Linked DNA regions of Homo sapiens: all the other regions are linked to region 1. A link is a contact called in ENCODE Hi-C or POLR2A ChIA-PET data. All regions are on one chromosome and are shown on one strand. The core of a region is the stretch at or near the end of the contact, and the rest is flanking DNA. Distances in the headings are between cores, read along the strand shown.

What was found. A loop is a pair of places that touch in the nucleus more often than their neighbours do. ChIA-PET counts read pairs that join two places held with the same protein, here RNA polymerase II (POLR2A). Pooled maps may share reads with other maps.
Region 2: a loop to region 1 is called in a pooled map, with 3 times the contacts of the local background. The contact joins the promoter of MPHOSPH9 here to the enhancer-like site in region 1. A Hi-C loop is called at or near these places in 2 of 50 pooled maps. POLR2A ChIA-PET finds 5 or more read pairs at or near these places in 2 of 52 experiments (OCI-LY7 and common myeloid progenitor, CD34-positive).
Region 3: a pooled map shows a loop between it and region 1 (5-fold over the local background). The contact joins the promoter of RPLP0 here to the enhancer-like site in region 1. A Hi-C loop is called at or near these places in 3 of 50 pooled maps. POLR2A ChIA-PET finds 5 or more read pairs at or near these places in 3 of 52 experiments (AG04449, H1 and activated naive CD4-positive, alpha-beta T cell).

What each region holds. Positions count from the first base shown.
Region 1 is chr12:121,628,756-121,631,290 of GRCh38, reverse strand. It overlaps the pseudogene ORAI1. Among named protein-coding and RNA genes, the nearest start is that of MORN3, 40 kb to the left of the region's middle. Within about 2 kb of position 1,275, at least 2 of the 41 ENCODE cell types and tissues checked have a DNase peak (open chromatin) inside an H3K27ac peak, as active enhancers do.
Region 2 is chr12:123,231,872-123,234,406 of GRCh38, reverse strand. MPHOSPH9 (M-phase phosphoprotein 9) reads left to right here and starts at 1,266. Exons shown (of 24, transcript NM_022782.4): 1 at 1,266-1,332. It overlaps MTRFR (mitochondrial translation release factor in rescue), which reads right to left and starts at 971. Exons shown (of 3, transcript NM_152269.5): 1 at 876-971. RefSeq lists an enhancer at 1,254-1,493.
Region 3 is chr12:120,199,849-120,202,383 of GRCh38, reverse strand. RPLP0 (ribosomal protein lateral stalk subunit P0) reads left to right here and starts at 1,273. Exons shown (of 8, transcript NM_001002.4): 1 at 1,273-1,301; 2 at 1,553-1,654. The coding sequence starts at 1,601. It overlaps PXN-AS1 (PXN antisense RNA 1), which reads right to left and starts at 1,093. Exons shown (of 4, transcript NR_038924.1): 1 at 958-1,093. RefSeq lists enhancers at 758-1,117, 1,518-1,587.

The DNA of each region.
Region 1 (2,535 bases), core at 26-2,525:
GCACCATCTAGCCTATTGCAAGAGCCCAATCAACAACAGCAATAATAATTACTATCAGTGATCAGTACTAGGAATAGTAATAGCAATTTCTTGCTCATTTACATGGTCCCTGAACTCTGAACACGTCACAGAGGCTCAGTGTCTTATGACTTGAGTCGTTCCTTCCAACTCATTTTCATAGAAATTACAGGAAACTTCTGAACCAGCTCTAGAACTTGGGAACAAAAGGGTGCTGGCGGGCAGAGAACTGAGGAGGCAGATAATCCAAAAATAATTGATCCCAGGTCATGGAAAGCATTTTGTTTACGGCAGCAGACTGACCTTCCCAATTATCTTCAGCTCAGGCTAATGTTACAGCCTGCCTTCCCCAGCAGACAAGATCACCACATATGCTCGCCAGTCCTGCAGGGGACGGGGTCAGGCTGAGGCTGGCTGCCTCTCAATGAAGTATAAACTGAGGCACAGAGGACCTGAATCAAAGCCCACAAGAGTACTCTGGGCTTAAGGAGCTCTACGGGATGCTGATCCTATGCTATATCCAGGCCCCCTTGCTTTGTATCTCTCATTAGAGTTTGGAGGATGGTGCGCCTGAGGCCTGCTGTTCCTAGAACTGCCGTGTGGAGCAAGAATCTCATCTGCAGATCAGAGAGGGTCCGGGCAAGGTGTGCATCATCAGACCCTGAAAATTCCTGTGTTTCATGGGCCCAGTCTGGCCTCATAATGAACCTTCATATGAGTCCATGGGAGAGCAGGATACCTGCCATCTCCATACACATTAAAAAACTGGCTTCAGCCAGGCATGGTGGCTCACACCTGTAATCCCAGCACTTTGGGAGGCCGAGGCGGGTGGATCACCTGAGATCAGGAGTTTGAGACCACCCTGGCCAACATGGTGAAACCCCGTCTCTACTAAAAATACAAAAATTAGCCAGGTGAGGTGGTGTGTGCCTGTAATCCCAGCTATTCGGGAGGCTGAGGCAGGAGAATCGCTTGAACCTGGGAGGTGGAGGTTGCAGTGAGCTGAGATTGTGCTACTGCACTCCAGCCTGGGCAACAAAGAGGAAACTCCGTCTCAAAAAAAAAGAAAAGAAAAGAAAAGAAAACTGGCTTCAAAGAAGTAAAGCCTCTTGCCTGAGGTCACCCACCAGCCATCCCCAACACTTCCCGGCCACCTGGCCAGGCTGTTCTACCCATGAAGTGGGGAACCTCTCAATCCCCTCCAGGATTTGTGGGAGACCCTCCCTCAATCTCACCTGGTTGACCCCATCCCTTGGCAATCAAAGGTCAAGTCAGCTCCTCTGACTTTCCAGGTCTCTGGGAAGGAAGCCCTCTGGGGGCAGGAAGTTGGTTGTGCTGACTCATAAGCCAAGGGAGAGTAATCCAGGAAACTTGTCACTCTGTTACCATGGCGTTGGGGCTGCTGGCACCCTCTCCTCTCCCAAGCTCACTTACAGGCTGGGTGTCTAAGTGGGAGTGGGGCATGGTCAGACCCTGCACCCAATCCCATCCCTCCTATAGATTTCCAACTTCATGGCACATGCAGTTACCTTCTTGTAACTGCAGAATGGAGAGTATCATGGGGTTCGGTCCTTCCCTGCCTGCAGAACTTTGGGGATTCCATCAGTAGTGCCAGGAAGCCTTCTCCACCCAGGTGGGGGAAAATAAAAGTCCCCAAGAGACAGACTGGGTGGGCCAAGGCCCACTCCATGCCACTGGCTGCCCCAGTCTCCTGACTTCCCCACACTGTTTTTAGCAAGAGAAGGAGGTGACATTTGACCATGAGGCCTGTCTTCGAAAGGAAGAAGGGACTTGAGAAGGCAGGAAAGTGTCATTCATCTGGATCTCACCCCTCAGGAGTGAGAAGGAGCCTGGGGCAGCTATAAACTCATGACCACAAGAAAAGGGGGAACCATTATCTTAAATACCAAGCGCTGCAGGGAAAAGCTGACAACTGGTAGCTCCCTCCCCACCACCAATTATAAAACTTTCTTTGGCTTAAAAGAAACTCTTTTGCGGCCGGGCGCCGGTGGCTCACGCCTCTAATCCCAGCACTTTGGGAGGCCGAGGCGGGTGGATCATGAGGTCAGGAGATCGAGACGATCCTCGCTAACACGGTGAAACCCCGTCTCTACTAAAAAAATACAAAAAAAATTAGCCAGGCGTGGTTGTGGGCGCCTGTAGTCCCAGCTACTCCAGAGGCTGAGGCAGCAGAATGGCGTGAACCCAGGAGTCAGAGCTTGCAGTGAGCCAAGATCGCACCACTGCACTCCAGCCTGGGTGACAGAGCAAGACTCCGTCTCAAAAAAAAAAAAAAAAAAAAAGAAACTCTTTTGCCCTATTTCTCATTTCCTAGTGTCCTAACACATCCCTGGCTGGACATCAATCAGAGTTCCTATACACCGCAATGGGTACAAGTGCCTGAGCAAGTTCTGAACACCAGCAGAGCTGGGTTCAAATCCCGCTCCACCAGACTGGCTGTGCGGTCTTGGGAGAGCCCTTTGACAAAATCACCACAGAGGGTTGTTGAGTAAGCCC
Region 2 (2,535 bases), core at 17-2,516, 1.6 Mb before region 1:
CCCCTCCCCCACAAAAATAAAAAAAGTAAAAAAAAATTGGTAGGTATACTTAGGAAGCTCCAATGAGATGTAACGCCTCCTGGCAGATCTGTTATTCCAAGGGCAGATCCATTTCCTGGGTTGTGGAGGCCTAAGTGATAGTGCCAGGGAAGTCCCTTTACTGTGAGCCAGAACTCCTGGAGGTAAATCGAGTAGCTGGAAAGACCTTAAAGGTTAACTATGCTGAAGAATGTGGCCTGCACAGTGCGCATGAAATGGGCTGGGGTCCCACGGGGAGGAGAGCGAGTTCCCTTTGGTCCTTCAAAAGTAGGGCTGGGTGGCTTGCGCCTGTGATCCCAGCACTTTGGGAGGCCGAGGAAGGAGGATCGCTTGAGGCCAGGAGTTCGAGATCAGCTTGGGCAACACAGTGAGACCCCCCCACCCCACGTCTATTAAAAAAAAAACGAGTATCTCCGCAAAAGCCTAGCAAGGGCAGTGCTGACCTCTACTACGTGCCAGGCCTGAAACAGCACCTGATGCGTGCTCACAGCTCCATTCCGCTCAGTTTTGTACATGAGGATCCTTCCGTTTCGCCTTGGGCCTCCGTGGAACCGTTATCTCCAGGACGGTAGTCTCTCCTCTCCCCTGCCCTGAGTGCCTGAACAGCCCCAGGGCCGACCCACAGCACCTAGCGTAAACCAGGTCCCGAGAAAACTGAGCTCGGGTGTCACGGCCGGCCCCACCCCACCGCCAGCGCGGCCTCAGGTAAACTGGCTGCGCCACTCGGGGTCGCAAGTCGGGAAAAACCCAGGCGTCCCGGCTCGCAGTCCTCTCTCCGGAGCCTTTGACAGTCGTCGGCAGCCGTAGGGTTACCTGGCTTCTCCGCAGATGCTTACCTGGTCTCAGGACCCGACTCGTGCCCTCAACGTTCTAGGGATATCCAAATCACCTCAGCGGAGGATTCGCAATCGCGATCCCTGATCTGCGCACGCGCCGTACTCCGATCGCGGTTTCTCTTATCTACCAGAGGCTCATGTTTACTCACTGCGCATGCGAGAAACTGAAGCTTCTTTCCCTCGTGGCAGCGGCTGGCTCCCAGAGAGCCAATCAGAGAAGAGAGTTTCACAGCAATCCCGCCCCCTTGTCACTCCCCCGGGGTTGGATGTCTCTCTTTGGTTGGAGCTGCGCGAGGGGGAACGGCGAGGTGGACGCGCGCGCCATGCGAGGCTGTCTCCGCCTCCTTCCGGGCAGCCAATCACTGGAGAGACGCCGGGCGCGCGCGCGCTCCCTCGGGTAACGGTCGCGAGAGGCCGCTTGCATGACCCTGACATCGGCAGCGGGAGCGGCGGCCAGGTAAGCGGCCACCAGCCTGCAGGGAGCTGTAGGCCGCTGGGGACAGGAGACGAGACTTAGGAGACACTGTCTTAGCGGCCCCTTGAGTGTGGTGATGGGCTGGGGTGTGGGGTGACGGCTGCCGATTGGCCTGACCCCCTCGGAGCCCTTCGGCGTGTGGGAGCTCTGCCCGGCCGCGGTGCGCCTTTTCTAGACTCGGCGCCCTTGAGTGACACTCGCGCGGCCCAATCGCAGATCGCTCTTCCTGAGGGGCGGGGGGTTTGTGGGGTTTTTTTAATTTTTCCCCCCATTTTTTGCCAAGGTGCCCCGGTTTCCTTTTGGAATCGCGGTTGTAGTTGCAGGAGCGGTGGCTTTTCTCCGTCCTCCCTGCTTTCCGTAGCTTAGGCGACTGCATAGATTCTCCCTCTCCTTCCCACTTTGACCCGATAGCCGCCACCAGCCATTGCGGGCTGACTGTGAGCTCAGAATGTCGGGATCTGGCCTCATCCCCATCTGAAATCTCTTCCTCTCCCCCAAGCCTCCCGTCAAGGCGGAGCGCCCAGTTAACTTTCATGTTTCATAACCATCAATCGTTCCTTTTCCCCAGCTCCCTTTTTTTGCTAGGGGGTAGGGACACCAAAAGCGTCATATCTTGTTGCTGGGAAATATAAAAGCTCTGCTCTTATATTCATTCTGTATCAAGTTAAAAAAATTTTTTTTTGCATTGTATTTGTGGGTGTTTAAGGATTTTTCCCTCTTACTTCCCTGCCCTCCCCCCAGCACCTCCACCCCAAATGGAGAAGCATCTTTGAATTTCTAGTGGTTTTCCATCTGGATCTGCATCCGGATCCGGATTACCTTAGCAGGGGAAATAATAGATGGGGTTGCAGGTTCATCTCCCTGGAGAGCTTGTGTTTTCCTGGTGTAATAGCATGGTGATTGGAATCCAGGTATTTCTGTTGCCAGTTGGAAGGGGCAGTCCTTGACTGTTTCAATGCCCCATTTGTCGTGGGTGATGGGCTGAGCCACTGGGGAAAAGTCCATTTAGTTAGGTCCGGTTACCCTTTGCATTCACTCCTGTCCCTGAAGGAAATGGTCCCTGTTTTTGTGTAATGCTTTATAAAAGCAGGCCCTAGAAAGTGGGAATCTAGCAGAAGCGGAATACTAGATAATATTCCTGTTGCACTCTCTAAGCTTTTCAGTTTGTAAGCAGCTGAAGTTTTC
Region 3 (2,535 bases), core at 24-2,523, 1.4 Mb after region 1:
AAGAGGGAATGGCTAATGCAAAAGCCCCCAAGTAAAGCCTGCTCTGGAAAAGCAGCAGAGCATCATCTGGGTAGAAAGCAAGTAAGTGAGGAGGAAAACATCTGAGATGATCAGAGTGGGCGTGAGGGACAGATAGGTAAGGGCCTTGTAGGTACTTTAGGTTTTAGATTTTTACTCTGTAGGAAACGGAAAGTTTTAAGCAGATAAGGAGATGAGCTGACTTAGGTTTTTTTTTTTTTTTTTTTTTTTTTGAGATGGAGTCCCTCTCTGTCACCCAGGCTAGAGTGCAATGGTGTGATCTTAGCTCACTGCAGAGCTCACAGCTCCCGGGTTCAAGCGATTCTTCTGCCTCGGCCTCCTGAGTAGCTGGGATTACGGGCATGCGCCACCCCACCTGGCTAATTTTTGTATTTTTAGTAGAGACGGGGTTTTGCCATGTTGGCCAGGCTAGTCTCGAACTCCTGACCTCAGGTGATCCACCCGCCTCGTCCTCCCGAAGTGCTGGGAGTATAGGCGTGAGCCACCGCGCCCGGCCAGGTTTTAAAGGATCCCTCTGTTTTGGTAGGCGGAAAAACTAGAGAAGACGAGAGACCATTCTGAGGCCGGGCGCGGCGGGTCACGCCTGTAATCCCAGCACTTTGGGAGGCCGAGGCGGGCAGATCACGAGGTCAGGAGATCGAGACCATCCTGGAGAACATGATGAAACCCCGTCTCTACTAAAAATACAAAAAAAAAATTAGCCGAGCACGGTGGCGGGCGCCTGTAGTCCCAGCTACTCCGGAGGCTGAGGCAGGAGAATGGCGTGAACCCGGGAGGCGGAGCTTGCAGTCAGCCGAGATGGCGCCACTGCGCTCCAGCCTGGGCGACAGAGCGACACTCCGTCTCAAAAAAAAAAAAAAAAAGAGAAACCATTCTGTTTCTAAGCATGTGCAATTATGTCTCAGCTCCACGTCATACCTTTTAGTTTGCTGAGCTCGCCAGGTGGCACAGGGAACCGGGACTCCGAATTCGCAGCTCCAGCTCCAGCTCCAGCCCAGCAGGTGGCAGCAGCTCAGAGCAAGCTCCTCCAACGCGAGGCAGCGCCTTCCTTCGCGACCCTACTTAAAGGCGGCTTTCCGTTGGCTGGAGTGGCAGCGATATTATCCAATGGTTGCCTGTATTCGTTCAGCTTTGTCTGACGGGCGATGGCGCAGCCAATAGACAGGAGCGCTATCCGCGGTTTCTGATTGGCTACTTTGTTCGCATTATAAAAGGCACGCGCGGGCGCGAGGCCCTTCTCTCGCCAGGCGTCCTCGTGGAAGGTTCGTGTGCTAGTTAGATGGGCGCCAGGGGTCGCCGGCGGGAAGCATGGAGGGGTCTTTGGGGGCCTTTGGGAACATGGAGTCCTATTCTGTTCCGCCTGGGGCCTCGGTGGCGGCTTGCACGCCCCGAGATGACGGCCGCTGCCCTAGGCAGGGCCGGCGGGCGATTGCGCGTGTCCTGCTCCTCTTAGGCCCGGGACCGCGGGATGGGTGTCGGCGTGACCAGGCCTGAGCTCCCTGTCTCTCCTCAGTGACATCGTCTTTAAACCCTGCGTGGCAATCCCTGACGCACCGCCGTGATGCCCAGGGAAGACAGGGCGACCTGGAAGTCCAACTACTTCCTTAAGATCATCGTAAGTGCAGGGTGGGTCGCCTCTGCTCTTCATGTTGCCCCAGCGCAAATAGGGACAGTCAGCTGCTATGTGCTGAGGGTCTACTCACACCGGCTACTGAATTAGGCCATTTTTGGGAAAATACTGTTTAGTTAACAATTTCCTGAGATAGGTCCCTTCTGTTGCAGATAAACGGGCTCAGGCAAGTTAAGTGGGTCCTAAGATGACAGCATTCGTATCCAGGTCTGTCTGGCTTCTAAAAGAGCGCGCTTTATACTTTTTTTTTTTTAAACGGAGTCTCGCTCTGTTGTCCAGGCTGGAGTGCAGTGGCTTGATCTTGGCTTACTGCAACCTCCGCTTCCCAGGTTCAAGCGATTCTCCTGCTTCAGCCTCCCGAGTAGCTGGGATTACAGGGGCGCGACACCACACCCAGCTAATTTTTGTATTTTCAATAGAGACAGGGATTCACCATGTTGGCCAGGATGGTCTCGATCTCTTGACTTCATGATCCACCTTCCTCGGCCTCCCTAAGTGCTAGGATTACAGGTGTGAGCCACCGCGCCCGGCCGCACATTACAGTTTTACTCCATTTTTGAGAAGGTCTGAGGTCAGGAATGACTCATTGTAAGGAAGCAAGCTGTTGCATATTTAGGACCTGTCAGCCAAGAAACTTAAGTGTCCAATGACTTTTGGATGGCCTTTGAGGTGGGTCTCCCTTGCCCAGAAATGCTGACTGTACTGCGCTTAAGCAATTAGGCAGCATTGTAGAGCATAGCTTGTATTACATTTTCCCACACTTAGAAGGTTTTCAGACACAAAACCCAAAGGAATTGTGTAACAATCCGGATAAACACGCCTAGATTGTTTTTACAAATAATAATGTTGCTATATTTGCTTAACGT